2 separate regions of the Homo sapiens genome follow, and region 2 is linked to region 1. A link is a loop called in an ENCODE intact Hi-C map of the cell type or tissue named here. Cell type or tissue: A673. All regions are shown on one strand.

The links. Peaks named below come from ENCODE experiments on the same cell type or tissue, not always from the same donor. Only the 100,000 strongest peaks of a DNase experiment are listed, where the experiment ranks them.
Region 2: a loop joins it to region 1, with 7 times the contacts of the local background. A loop is called at or near these places in 16 of 110 quality-filtered maps.

What each region holds. Positions count from the first base shown.
Region 1 is chr13:23,169,199-23,177,198 of GRCh38, forward strand. It overlaps LINC00362 (long intergenic non-protein coding RNA 362), which reads right to left and starts at 1,674. Exons shown (of 2, transcript XR_007063718.1): 1 at 1,354-1,674; 2 at 631-854. It also overlaps a transcript of SGCG not described here. In A673, a CTCF peak has its summit at 6,968 (motif pointing left); no DNase peak of the experiment used is centred here.
Region 2 is chr13:22,797,840-22,805,839 of GRCh38, forward strand. It overlaps the pseudogene LOC124903254 and the pseudogene RPL7AP73. Among named protein-coding and RNA genes, the nearest start is that of LINC00621, 110 kb to the right of the region's middle. In A673, a CTCF peak has its summit at 3,741 (motif pointing right); no DNase peak of the experiment used is centred here.

The sequences.
Region 1 (8,000 bases):
GTGAGCCAACACTGATGATGTGGATTTCCATAACCTGTAAGTTCGGTTTGCATGACTGATGGCAGGGAGTCATTCAAATTTGTGTCCACCTTCTCTCCTCATTTTTAAATACTTCTTTCTACTTCTGGTTGCATTCTCCCTCATTCTTCCATTTGTCAGGAACTAACACCACCATCACCCTGTGGAAAAAAAAAAAAAGGTAGCCGGCGCGGTGGCTCACGCCTGTAATCCCAGCACTTTGGGAGGCCGAGGCGGGTGGATCACGAGGTCAAGAGATCGAGACCATTCTGGCCAACATGGTGAAACCCCGTCTCTACTAAAAATACAAAAATTAGTTGGGCATAGTGGTGCATGCCTGTAGTCCCAGCTACTCAGTAGGCTGAGGCAGGAGAATTGCTTGAACCAGGGAGGCAAAGGTTGCAGTGAGCCGAGATCTTGCCACTGCACTCCAGCCCAGCAACAGAGAGAGACTCCATCTCTCTCTCTCTCTCTCTCTGTCTCTCATACACACACACACACACACACACACACACACACACACACACACACGCAACTTCTTTAGATTATTGCATTGGTTTGCCTCAAACTTGTATTGGATTCTTCGTGTTGCAAATGATCAAACACCAACTATACAGTTTTGAACAACAAAGGCAATTTATTGACTGGCATAACGGAGAAGCACAAGATTGGGGCTGGTTTGGGCATGCCTTGATCCATGGCCTAAGCATGGCCATCAGTTTTTCTCTGTCCTCAGCCCTGTTCTCTGCTGCGTTGGCTGGCTTGTGTGGCTGCTGACAAATCCAGGCTTCAAGCACTATCCGATTCAGGGCAAGCGAAGAAGAAAGTGTGTCTTTCTAGTGGCAGAAATAAAAGTAGTGGAATTTGCTCTAATTAAGCCTAATTGGCTTGGATTGAATCCTTCTAAAATAATCTCTGTGAACAAGAGAATATCTGATTGGCCTGGCCTGTCCTGAGTCACATGAAATCCCACAGAATCTAATTCTTGGTATCAAACAGCTTTATTTCTTTCATGTTAAGGAACTGGGCTGGGTGATATATTTAATGTACTTAGGGCCAAACCCTTCATTTCTTCCTTTAATTGGAATCCTCCTTTCCTATGAAAACAAATGGACTTTGTGATCATTAGCTTAGTGAGGGTAGTATACACACATTAATTGAAATGATTTAAATTAAATGATGTAAGATGTTTGCTGGAGCCAACTGGCACATATGGCAGAGAATCAATGCAAAGAAAGTTTGAGTAGAAGGAGGGATGATAAAGACGTGAGCTTGTCTATGTGTCCATGAAATGTCCCTGCCTATGAGTCTTCAAACACAAGGAGCTAAAGCCACCTGAATTGCTGCTTCTCCTCTTCCTGTTGTTGCCTTCTTCTTCTGGTGTCTTTTCCCCCAGCCTCAACGTTAATTGTCTTGCCACCACCTTTGTGACCTCATGACACAGCATGTCTGTTATGGTGCCTCTGGTATCCAGGCACACATTTTCAGAGGACAAAGATTTCTTGAGGGAACAGGATGGTAAAGACTTCTAAGTAGCTGGCATGAGGATGAGAGGTGAGGAGCGCAGTGACCCTCAGAAGTAACCTGAGAGAGGTAGTGTCAGGAGCAAGACAAGTGCAGCTGCATGGGAGTCTAGCTTCTCTGCCTTCAGCCTATGACCGTGCCCCTGTGTGTGGTCAAGCCTAATGACCTGCATGCATCATAGCAGAGGAAGCTGTTGACCCATGATGTCGATTTGAAAGCTAAACTATAAAGAAAATAGTATAATTTGGCTTGATTGTATAAAAGTGCTATGCTATGGTCTGCCTATGAGAGTTAATTACTAATTGAGCACATAAATGGTAAGATACACCATTAAGTCAAAATGTCTTTATCGTATCAGGCATATCATTAGGTAAACCAAGATACTTTTATCATAAAGGCTACATGTATCATAATCTGTAAGTCATGTATCTTATTTCTTTTTGATAAATTCACTCAGCATTAAGGAATAATTATAATAGCTAACCATTTAACATGTATTTTACTACATGTCAGACACCTTTTGTACATTATCTTATTTAATTATTTAATTAACCTTAAATGGGAGATAGTATTATTCCCAACATTAATAGGAGAACATTGACCATTGAAGAAGATAACTTACTTAACATTACACTGCTGTTAAGAAAGTAAATTTAAAGCTCAGCTGACTTCAAAGCCTGAGATTTTTGTTATCTCTAAGGAAAGATAGAGAACAGAAGATTTTGAAATTAACGCCATGTAATGTTAATCAGAATCAGAGTACAGGATATCAGCCAAGCTGTCAAACCAAGGAGGCTATAAGGCATCTGCATCTGACTTTTTGGGATCTAAGGCAGCAGTCCCCAGCCTTTTTGGCACCAGAGACCAGTTTTGTGAAAGACAGTTTTTCCATAGATGGAGGACATAGGGGATGGTTTCAGGATGTAACTGTTCCAGATAAGATCATCAGGCATTAGAATCCCATAAGATGGATGCCACCTAGATCCCTCTCATGAGTAGTTCACAATAGGGTTCACACTCCTATGAGAATCTCATGCCTCCACTGATCCGACAGGAAGCAGAGCTCAGGCATTAATGCTCACTCACCAGCCACTCATCTCCTGCTGTGCAGCCCGGTTCCTAACAGGCCATGTACCAGTATCGGTTCATGGCCTGGGGGTTGGGAACCTCTGATCTAAGAGGCTGAGCCAAAGTCATCAACACTGAGGATGCTATTCAAAATCAGGGAGGCCAGGGTTGAGACCCATACCGTATAATTGAAAGGAGTCAGGTTTCCTGTAGTGGGAAGATTGCCTTTGGACTTGAATGTCTGATCACAAGTCATCTCCACTACCTCTTACTCCTGGATTAACCTCTCCTTACCCATACTTTTATTCCCTGAGGCATTTGCAATGTTGCAATTGCGATATTGCGTGATTTCATGTCTGTATTCCAGGGAGCCTTTGAGGGAGATGTCCAATAAGCTCTAAGAATATGTGGTTTTCTCTTTTCTCTTTTTCTTCTTTTCAAAGAAGAAAGTTGGTTTGTTTTAAGGTTTAGGTTGGCAATCTCCACGTTTGTTCATGAATTAATAAAAAACATAACACTTAGGAAAGTCACTGACATATCTCAATATGTGTTGACTTTTATACATTTATAAATTATATTCAAATATTACTATAGTATGCATATTTAAAATACATACAAATATTAGAAAATTTAAAATAATTAGTAATAACGATTTGTGCTGTTGGAGAATCAACTACCACTAGGTCTCTTCCAAATACATTAAAGTTTTCCTTTATTTGCTTCCACAGCCCTTAGTTCACGTCTAAATTGTATTGCTAACCATATTATTGAGTATGTAGCTATCTGCCTCCTCAGTGGGAAAGAAAGCTACTTAAGCATAGAAAGTTTATGGTTTAAAGTTAATGGTTTACTGATCATTTCATTAATTTAGCAAATAATTAATGAGCATCTAGAGACTAAGGATATGTAGGTATCAAGACTCAGTCTCTGCCATCAAACTTAGTATCAAGTGATGGATGAACAGGTTATAGACAAGGAACAGTCACAGATTAGCCTATGCTGAAGGCCAGGAGTAGGATGAAGGTGCTTAGGGGGACACCAGTCCTGCAAGAAAGGAGGAAGTGGGAGAAAAGGGTTAAAGAAGGACACATGTTGATACAGAATAGCCCCTACTACGTAGTAGATTCTCAACAAAGATATGTGGTTGTCAAATGCTGATATTAATATTTTTTGTGTTTGAGAAGATTGAGAAAAATCATATCTCTATTTACCGCCCACTTTCTGAACCAATTGAAAAACAGACAAAAGAATGAGGCCAGTGAAGCTCTGTCAGTTATTTTATAAATGGAGCTGTTAGAGAATATATCCTAGATGTGCAGCAGTGGTGGACTCCTAATGTTACATTCTGGGCAAGGATCTACCCACTCACCCACCAGGTAGCGCTGGGAAATCATGGGTCTCCAAAGGGAAGACTGCATCTTAAACTCTCAGCATCAAAGATCCATGCAAAAAGTGTCCTCTCTGCAGACATGAAGCCAGGTCCCTAAAGAAGGAGGAGGAGTCACACATGCAGGCCTGCTTTCTTACTCCAGCTCACAGATGAGGTGCATAAATCCACTTTTCTTGGGAAGAAAAATTGAAGAGAGTCCAGGAATGTTACTATAATGGAAGAAATCATCTCAGAGAAGGAGTGTTTCTTACACAAATGAAGATTTCCAAAGATTTTCAATGGCCAACATACTTTCAAAGTTCCTGGGCACAGATCACTCTATTTCTCTATATCCAGACTTCTGATGTTCTCTGTTCAGTTCTGCTATTTTCCTCCAAATTTACTTTATGTCATCTATTATTATTTTCATAATTGCTACCATCATCCACTTTCTAACCCATCATCAGAAATTTCTGGTCAAGGTAAAGAAATTTAGGAACATTCATGTAATATAACTTTAGTATTCTTACTTGATAATAACTAGTTTGCAATAAGAACAAATACATTTAAATTTTATAACTGCATGCTGTCTTCTCTTTGATCACATCAGATATATAAAATGTCAGATGAATGTAAAAGGAAATAAATTGGGAATAATATTAATTTTACCAAAAGATAGGCACAGATACCTTTAAACAGTAATATATCTTACTCAGTGTAAACTAGAAATGAAAATTAGGACAGAATTACGTCTCTGCAGGAACTCTTAATGATAGATGTCAGTGCAGCAAGGACTTCAAAGTTCAGTAGGAACTATTTCAATCCAGAATTCTATGCTAAATGAAATGAATTATTAACCAATTTGAGAGCAGAATAGATAAATTTTCAGACACCAAAAGTGTCAGACAATCTGCTTCCCAACCCTCCTTTCTGAATAATTATTGAGGTTGCACTCCATCAAAGCAAGGGAGTAAATGAAAGAACATGAGTGAAGGTCCAGAGAACAATTAGCCCAGCTCAAGAGAACACTGACACCTACTCAAGGCCACAGCTGTGGGAGCCTCAACCTGCAGATGGGGACAGGAAGAGGGAGAGCCTGCATCACACCAATACCGCAGAAAAAGGAGATTGTGTACAATGGTCATGATTACTACAAGTTTGGCCGAAGCTTGAGGATGTGATAGAGGTAAACAATACAAGAAACGAAAAGGAAGATAGTTAAAAAACAAGGGAAGTGGAGGTTAGTCACACGAGAAAGTCATGATCCAACCATGACAGAAACTGTTTATAATGGAAAATGAAGGCAAGTACATTTCAAGGAAAAAAAATGGAATCGATTCCATATAGTAGATTAAAAATAAAAGTCAGGAGACAACTAAGATAGAATGTCAGAGACATATTTCACATAATTTCTTCTTGTAACAGAGAAAAACAAAGGAATTCAGAAATTCCAACAATAAAAGCTGTGTGGGAAAAGCCGTAATGTCAATATGAAGCAATTAAAATATTCAGAGGGATAGTTTTAAAAGTAGATTCCATTTGGAACTGGTAATAGAAACACTGAGTGGCACTGGTTATAAAATCAGTATTTGTCTATGAAAGGAAACATAGTTATAAAAATGTGAACACCGTTTGTTGCATTTTTATTTTTTTAATCAAGCTGGTCAAATCACAGGAGATGCCATTATGGTTTTCAAATGGAATGGAATGGAATCAGCTTTGACCATGTAAAAGTGCAGGTAAACTGAAAGGAGGGCTGGAGACGAGAGCGGCGTGCACCATGGTCACAGGTGGAGGATGGAGCAGCCGCAGCAACAGTGCACTCAGTTAAAGAGCACGAGGGTCAGGATATACTCTCTATAATTTTGAAACAAGAAATAAATATGTAAGTAGACTGTGAAATTGCCAAGTTGACCACAGAAGGAGCTGAAAGAGGTGATAGAACTACATAGGAGAAAGGAGGAAAGTGCTGCAGGATGAAAACCTGCGTGAACAAATTGGATAGATCATGTCTGGAGTTAATACACTGAGACATAGCAATAGGAGGCTAATTAAAGGTAAGAGGTAAGTATGAAAAGGATGAGCTAAGTAGTGACCTCAGACACATGGAGGTAGAGGTGTAGTGGGGAAAAGAAGAGATTTTATTCTAAGCAGGAGATTTTATTCTAAGCCTTTCTGATTGATTTCCTTTTTACCATGCATAGATTCTACTTTGATAATTACTCTTAACATATTTCCTGTGATTCTGATATGCACACATCACACTTACATTCTCTGCCCAAATAATCATTGCCCAAGAAATCTATACTTGATGGAGTTGCAATATCTGTTGCTTACAAATTATTCAAGGTCATGAGTTCATGGAAGCCAGTGTATAACATAATACGGAAATTTTAGGTAGTACTCTATTTTCTCCCCTGAAATCTGAGTTTTCTTTTTCTTTTAGCCTTTCTTACACCTAATTTCTCCAGCATCTCAATGATTTCTTATTTATTACATATGAATTTCTCCCCTCTATCTTCTTTTAGAATACTGAGTTCAATTTTTATAAATATTGACTTCCAATTCCCCAAAGGTACCATGAAAAAAATACATTTAGTAGTCTAATGATCAAATATTTAATTGATATAACAATTTACAGGGAATATTAATTATATTAGTTAAAATGTGTTCACTGTGTGATTCCTATTGATAAATAATCAAAGAATATGAGTGAGAATCATCCAAGTAATTACAATCCAGATGAAAACTCTTAGTTTTCAGTTGAACATAAAATCATTTGATTACTCATTTTGTTTATGTGAAAGATCTATGGCCATCTATTTTGAAGATTGTAACTTTAATTAAAGAGGCAAATAATTGACATAGTATTTCTGAAAGCTTTTAAAGTTTGTTACTTACAAAATAATTTAATTTGCATTCACATTTAATTTGTCCCCAAAACCAAACTTTTATTACTGTTATACTGACCTCTTCTGGATACTTCCTATAATGTCAGCCATATACTATGATAGCTCAAGTTTTTTAATGGAATTAATATCATTTTAAAAAAAACTAATAAAGCTGGTGTAACTTGAGTTTAGTTCATTGACGGCTCACTACATGTAGACATTGAACAAAGAGTTTATGGTCTGGTAGAGAGGACAGCATAGACAAGTAATGACAACAAAAATACAAGTAACTACAGTTAAGTTTCAAAGTACATATAGATCTAATATTTGCTTTATATATTTGGGTGCTTTACTGTTGGGTGCATATATATTTATAATTGCTATATTTTCTTGCTGAAAATGTTCCTTTATCATTATATAATGACCATTTTAATCTTTTTTTTATAGTTTTTGACTTAATGTTTATTTTTTCTGATACAACTACCCCTGTTTACTTATGGTTTCCATTTGCAGGGCGTATCTTTTTCCATCTCTTTGCTTGTAGTCTATGTGTGTCCTTATAGGTGCAATAAGTCTCTTGTGGGCAGCATACGGTTGGGTCTTTTTATCCATTCAGCCACACTATACCTTTTAGTTGGGGAATTTAACCTATTTACATGGAAGGTTATTGTCGATAGGTAAGGACTTATTCCTGCTATTTTATTAATTGTTTCCTGGCTGTTTTGTAGATTCTTTGTTTCTTCCTTCCTCCCTTGTTGTTTACCTTTGTGGTTTAGAGGTTTTCTGTGGTGCCACTACTGGGTATATATCCAAAGGAAATGAAATCTGTATGTCAAAGAAACATCTGCATCCCCATGTTTATTTTAGAACTATTCACAATAGCCAAGATATAGAATCAGCCTATGTGTTTTAACAGTAGATGAATGAATAAAGAAACTGTGGTATATATGCATGGTGTAATACTGTTCGGCCTTTTAAAAGAAGGAAATCCTGTCATTTTGAGAACATGGATGAACCTGAAGGACATCATGTTAAGTAAAATAAGCCAAGCATGAAAAGACAAATACTGCATGTTCTCACTCATATGCAAAACCTTAGAAGTTGATCTCCTAGAAGTTGAGAGTAGAGCA
Region 2 (8,000 bases), 370 kb before region 1:
TTATTGCCTTTACTTCTACAACTTCCCCTTTGTTAACTCTAAGCTCTTTAAGGATAAGGAGCTTGGTTACTTCATATTCTCACACAGCTTACTGCCAGGCATGTAGTAGATCTCTACAAATGTTTGTGGAAAGAATCAATGACCAGCATCAGGGAGAATCTTGCTTTTATTAGTATTTGAGTTATTATTTTTGAGACAAACACATTATAGCCCCTATTTTGTTGGGCATAAATTGATTCAACAATAATGAACAGAGAGAAGTTTAATACACAGAAAGTGCAATGGAGTTGCAGTGTGAGAGGTTTACATTTTTGTTTGAACTTCAAGAAGGAGATATTTAAGGATTAAAACCTGGAATTGGAAAATGAAAAGGAAAAATGCTATTAAAAATTAGCAAAATTTTATAAAGAATTTTATAAAGAAACAAAATTAACATCTCAATGTAAAATATATCACCATTGAAATTTAAAACTCGGTAAACAGTGGGCATCTTAATTAGACACTGTTGAAGATCGAAACAAGGAGCTGAACAACATGTAGAAGAAACTAACCGTAATGCACAGCATAGATAGAGATGGAAAACATGGAGGAGAGGTTAAGACACATGAAGTACAAAATAAGGTCCAGGATATGGTTTACAGAACCTTTAATATAAAAGAACTGAGAAACAGGAGTACAGCAATATTTCAAGATATAATGACTAAGAGTTTTCCAAATTAAATGGAATAAATGAATCCTCAGCTTCAAAAACAAAACAAATACCAAGAGAAATAAATGTTCAAACATCTCCCATTTCAGACGAATTTTAGAACTGTAAAATCCCTCCCCTCAAAAATTAAACTCCAAATTACCTATAAAAATGGCTACTAAAAACGATAAGCTAGAAAATACCAGAATAACATCTTCCAAGTTCTAAAAGGAACTGCTATAAATCCAGAGATTTGTATTCAGTTAAACTCTCATTGAAGAACAACAGAGAAATAAATAGTTTTCAGACAAACTGCAAAAAATGTCATGAGGACATGTCATGAAATGAACTTCTGAAGGATGTATTCCAGAAAGAACAAAATCACACCGAGAAAAATTACACAAATTTCAAAACTGAAAGTAAGCAAGATTCTGGGAAACAGGAAGGTCAATCTCGACAAACACAATTTTCATCAAAAGAGAAGAATGTCCAAGAAAAGGTGACTAAAAAAGTAAGTGCAATGGGAAAAAGATCTGAACAGACACCTCCCCAAAGAAGATAGACTGATGGCAAACAGGCATAAACCCATGAAAAGATGCTCAACATCATGTGTTATTAGGGAATTGTAAATTAACACAACAATGAGATACCACAACACACATACTACAATAACTAAAATCCAAAATACTGACAACACCAAATGCTGGTGAAGGTGTGGAACAACAGGAACTCTCATTCATTGCTGGTGGGAATGCAAAATGGTTCGGTTCCCTTTTATTTGACATGGATACCACCATGAACACCTGAATGCTACCTGTGGTAGCACTGAAGCCTTCGTGCCGTATGTTTTTTCCTGTACAGCAACGGGCAGGTAGCATATACAGTATAGATCCACCACACAAAGGGATGATCACATTGCAAACAGAATGGAGTAGGGTGACATGAGGAACAAGATGTTTAAGGGATAGATAAAGAGATAGATAAGTAGATACAAATATAGACTGTGAAATGATTGTCAAGCTAATTAACACTTCATCTACTTTTTTTTTTGTAGTAAGAACATTTAAAATCTATTCTTTTAGATTTCTCAAAGAACTTAAAACAGAGCTACCATTCAATCCAGGATTCCCACTACTGGGTATATATCCAAAAGAAAATAAATTGTTCTACCCAAAAGACACAGGCTCTCATATGTTCATCACAGACATGTTCATTGCAGCACTATTCACAATAGCAAAATCATGGAATCAACCTAGGTGTCCATCGAGGGTGGATTTAATAAAGAAAATGTGGTACAAATACACCATGGAATACTACACAGCCACAAAAAAGAATGAAATCATGTTTTTTGCAGCAACATAGATGCAGCTGGAGGGCACTATCCTAAGCTGATTAAGGTAGGAACAGAAAAGCAAGTACCACACGTTCTTACTTAGAGGTGGAAGCTAAACATTTGGTACTGGCAGATGTAAAGTGTTCAGCAATGGACACTGGAGGCTGCTGCTGGTGGAGGAGGCAAAAGAGGGGAAGAGTTGAATAATTAACTGTTGGGTACTATGCTCACTACCTGGGTGACAGGATCAATAATACCCCAAACCTTAATATCACACAATATGCCCATATAACAAACCTGCACATGTACCCCTGAATCTAAAATAAAAGTTGAAATTATTAAAACATCTTCTCTTTAAGCAATTTTGAAATATGCAAACATTATTATTAACTATAGTCACCAGGATGTGCAATACATCACTGAAACTTAACCTTCCTGTTCAACTTAAACTTTATATCATTTGGCTGACATCTCTTTTTTCCCCATCCACAACCTCCCCTACTCCAGCCCCTGGTAATCACCATTCTACTCTGATTCTATGAGTTCAACGGTTTTAGATTCCACATATAAATGAGACCATGTGGTATCTGTCTGTCTTTGGCTGGCTTATTTCACTTACCATAATGGTTTCCAGTTTCATTCATGTTGTTGCAAATGACAAAATTACCTTCTTTTTAAAGTCTGAATACCATTGCATTGTGTGTACCACATTTTCTTTACCCATTCATCCAATAATGGACACTTTTTTTCCTATCTTGGCTATTGTGCTATGAACATGGCAGTACAAATATTTCTTTGACATACTAATTTCAATTTCTTTGGATATATACCCAGCAGTGAGATTGCTGGATCATATGGTGGTTCTATTTTTAATTTTTTGAGGAACTGCCACACTGTTTTCCATAATGACTGTACTAATTTAAATTCCCACTGACAGTGTACTTTGGTTCTTTTCTCCATATACTTGGCAACACTTGCTATGTTTTGTCTTTTTGACAATAGCCAATCTAACAAGTATGAGGTGTGAGTTAATATCTCACAGTGGGTTTTATCTGCAGCTGCCTGATGATTCACGATGGGCATTTTTTCATATATCTGTTGGCTATTTGTGTGTCTTCTTTTGAGAAATGTCTGTTCATGTCCTTTGCCCCTTTTTTGATCAAGTTGTGTTTTTGCTATTGAGTTGTTTGAGCTCCTGAAATTCTTTTATGAGCTTAAAATTTGTATGGTTGGGCATGGGGGCTGTGGAGCTAGGATTGCTTTGCAATCATCTGTCCAATGTTCTCATGCTTTTCCTAGATGTGTTCCTCATTGAGTAACCAGCCACGCACACACCATTTCCCTCCCAGATGATGACCAAATTCAGGAATGGCCGTAGCCCCAGCTTCCGCATTTTAGTTCCCAATGGTTTCACTTCCTCAGCTTCTGCCCATGGATGCCCTGCCTCCTAATATTTACACACGTCATAGGGCACAGAAGTATGGACAGAAGTCTAGCTCTAATTCCAAGATAGAACTGGATTTCCCATACATTCTCAGTTTATACATGTATGCTGGACTCTAATAATGAGGTTATGCTTAACGAAATACAACCAAATTACAGGCAAATACTGTTGAATGAAAGAGTCTTTTAAAATCATTATTTATAGCATGTCTTACCTCTGGAAGTTAGCTGGTCTTTTTTCTGTTTTTTCAAGCAGATACAAAGATGTTGCCACCAGAGAGCACCATGGTACTGCCTTAATCTTTATATGTCACTTTTTCATTAATCCCTCATTTCAGGGGTGACAAATAATAGCGACGATAATTTAAGCCAAATTTGGAAAATTCTTTCATTCTATTTCTGAATTTAAAAATCAATTATGAAAACATTTTAAAATTGTGTTTTTAAACATCCTAACATAAAAATTTTTAAACAGTTTTGCTAAAAATTGATTCTGGTGATTCAATGTTAATTATGTTTTACATAGGTAAGTTCATATGCCATCTATTTGCTGATTCTCATGAGATGTTTGTGCTAATAATTTGTGGGTTTTGTTACTTTAAGTTAGGTTTAGTGTAAAAGTCTAGGTTCATCCTATTTATGAATCTTGAGAATTGCTGATGTGTCTTTGAATATTGTTTCAGAATTATGCCATTCTTTTACTGAATACACATTTATGCCTATCTTTCCCCTTTCCTCATCTGCGACTCAGTAAATAATATCTAAGGGTACCTTCAGATCTAATTGTCTATTATTTTACACCAACATCTTCAGAATGCACTAGCCAGAAAATACTGCTTCAGTGATACAAAACATGAACAATGTCTGTGTGAGTGAAATTGGACTGTGCAATTATGTTCTCTTTTATAACCCTGATGATGTTTCTAAAATAAAGCTTGTATGCTCAGACTCCCCAAAGGAGTAAACATACTAGAGTTTCTTCATCCTTTGAATGATCATAATTAGATAAAATAGGCACCAGTGTTTCCATTGTGTGATATATGCTTCATACTCCATTTTCTGAAGTGCCTGACAATACAAAATTGTGTCTGTATGATCAAACTTTGTGTTTGGTCAAGTATGGTATTACCAGTGTGCTTATCAAGCTTAATCAGAAGGCATTACCTGAATAACGTTTTATGATATGTAAAAAATACAGTCTCATATGATAAATATAAGCTACCCCTCAAGACATACAAAATAATTCACTGCTAGTTTTGAAAGCTATGACTTCAAATTAAAATGTGTAGAAAATACTCCTTATTACAGCTCTTCCTGTACTGGCTCTAAAGAAATAATCCAATAATCTATTGATTATTTTCCTCATAGACATTCCTTTAACAATGTAAAGCTTCTGTATTTGGGTTTTGTTTCTGGTAGGGGGAGCAAAATTGTGAAAGGGACACAAGAAAATGTCAATAGTTTATATGAAAGAAATGCAAATTTTATGATTTAAAATAACAGAAGACATGCTATCACGGGGAAGGGGGCATCTGTCACTATAGCTCTAAAATTATATGTCTCTGATGTTCAGTTAAATGGAATATTTGTGCTTCAGGAAACTTTAATTTGGGTTAAACCTGTGGCCATATTATCAATATATATGAGCCTTCCTTATTGGCTTCTGGTGGTGATTAAATGAGAAAGGTAAGGGATAAAGTTCTCTCCAGATTCATTTAAACGACTGTCTCAAAAACTGCTCTCCAGAGCACTACTCCAGGAAGAGATCAGGGCGTTTTCCACAGAAAAAAAACTGATTTGGTGATCAGAAAAGTATAGAAAAGCCCACTTAACATATCTCCTTCCTAAAGATTCACAATGAACATTATTATTTAAGAGCTTTTTGAAGTGCAAATCCATGAGCTTTTTAACCCTGAGCAATTGCTACCAAGCTAACTCTGAAATTTACTGCTTTTAGTCAAAATACACTCTTCAGCTAATGCTTTCTTCCAGCTGGCTGTCTTCTTGCCTGCCCTGTGTCGTAAAATGGGGGTCCCTTACTGCATTATCAAGGGGAAGGCAAGACTGGAATATCTAGTCCACAGGAAGACCTACACCACTGTCACCTTCACACAAGTGAAGTCAGAAGACAAAGGCGCTTTGGCTAAGCTGGTGGAAGCCATCAGGACCAATTACAACGACAGATACTGTGAGATCCGCCGTCACTGAGGCAGCAATGTCCTGGGTCCCAAGTCTGTGGCTCGTATCGCCAAGCTCAAAAAGGCAAAGGCTAAAGAACTTGCCAGTAAACTGGGTTAAATGTACACTGTCGAGTTTTCTGTACATAAAAATAATTAAAATACAAATTTTCCTTCAAAACAAAGCAACAAAAACAAAAAAAAGAGCTTTGAGAAATTCTGGAATAAAGAGACATGATGGAAATTTTTTAATACACTGTTGCCAATCTGTAAGACCATAAAGGCTGGGCACGGTGGCTCAGGACTGTAATCCCAGCACTTTGAGAAGCCGAGGCAGGCAGATCATGAGGTCAGAAGATCAAGACCTTCCTGGCCAACATGGTGAAATCCCGTCTTGACTAAAAATACAAAAATTAGCTGGGCATGGTGGCACGCACCTGTAGTCCCAGCTACTCAGGAGGCTGAGGCAGGAGAATCACTTGAACCCAGGAGGCGAAGGTTGCAGTGAGCCGAGATTGCACCACTGCACTCCAGCCTGGCGACAGAGGGAGACTCCGTGTCAGACACTGGAAGACTCCGTCTCAAAAGAAAAAAAGACGGACGGGCGCTGTGGCTCACGTCTGTAATCCCAGCACTTTGGGAGGCTGAGGCAGGCAAGATCACCTGAGGTCAGGAGTTCACGACCAGCCTAGCCAACGTGGTGAAACCCCATCTCTACTAAAAATACAAAAAATTAGCCGGGTTTGGTGGCACACACCTGTAATCCCACCTATTCGGGAGGCTGAGGCAGGAGAATCGCTTGAACCAGGGAAGCGGAGGTTGCAGTGACCCGAGATCACGCCACTGCACTCCAGCCTGGGCAACAAGAGCAAAACTCCATATCAAAAAAAAAAAAAAAAAAAAAAAAAAAAAAAAAAACAACTGAGAAATGGAAATCCAGGTTTGCCACTTACCAGCTGAGTGATCTTGGATAAGATATCTCAATTCTCTGGCTCTTCTTGACATTAAATTATGTAACACATAATGCTAAAGGTACATAGGAAACATGGAATAGATATTAGGGGGGTTTTTAACCTTCTGTCTTAACATGCTTTTAAATCCTATAGTTTTATAGAGCATGTGTTCTAGTAAATTAGTTGCTAATTTATGTTTCTATTCAAGAAAATCATTTGCTTTCATGCACCCAGTTCTATGGTGGGCACCTTGTGTTCTTGACTACCTGTCATCCATCCCTCTCTCTTTCCAAAAGTACCCTGATTTATTATTCAGGCATTAACTTTTCTACAGTATAGCCTCTGCATGTCCAGGGAAATGTGCCCACCCCAAGCTTGGAGGTTGGCTGTAGGGGTTGATTTAGGAAAAGGTAATGATGCAAATGAGATCGATGTGACTCAGGAGAGTGCTCCTGTGTGCCCTTCCTAGCCAGGGTGTAGACGGGGTGCTGTCCTGTGTGGGGCATTCTCCGTCTGCCTATCCACATCCGTTCTCCACCCTGCCCCTCTAGGCTTTATGTGTTGAAAACTATCTTCTGTGGATTTCGTCATGTACACTCCCCAGATCTCTTGTTTGGGGATGATTTTGGCTAATGGAAGACACTGCAACAGAATATATAGCAAAAGAAAATAATGGCTGTCTTTCATCTTTCTCTCCCCTCGACTGTCTCACAGCATGTTATTGTGTAGACCTACATAGCCTCTCCTATTAACTTCAAGACTTTCAGAGGCTATGACGGGAAAAGAATTGACATGGCAAATTCAAAATTTCTTTTTGTATTCTGAAAGCAAAGTAAAGTCTTAGAGCTGACTCCTATCAATTACTTTTATTTCATCACATGAATAAATGAATAAGAATATAAAAAAATTAATGGAGAATAAACAAATATATAAATAAATGAGAATAAGATAATTGAAGATGCTGTGATCATGTGGCATTCCATTTGTTGTGGAGGGACACACACAGATGAGGAGTGGACAGTTTTAACTGGATGGGGACAGAGATGTCCAGGAAAGTGGTTTCATAAAGGAGATTTCAATTAAGCTCATTTTTCAGAAATAAATATTTTCAAAGAACACAAAGAGGAAAAGGAAATTACTAGCAAGTGATTGTTCAACTGCTTAATAAAAATTACAGTTCTGAAACAAACATATTTTGAGAAACTTTATGTAGTTCATTACGGTTGAAATACTGAGTCTGAAGCATCAGAAACAGGGCAAGAGACCCGTCAGAGGCAGACCAGGGCGCCTCCCAGCCAGGCCTTTTCCACAACATGAGAGAAGTGGGCTTCATCCTTCTGTCAGAGGGTTTGTGTTTATGAATGTTAGGCAAGAGGTAAATATGACCAGTGCTGTACCTTTTTTTT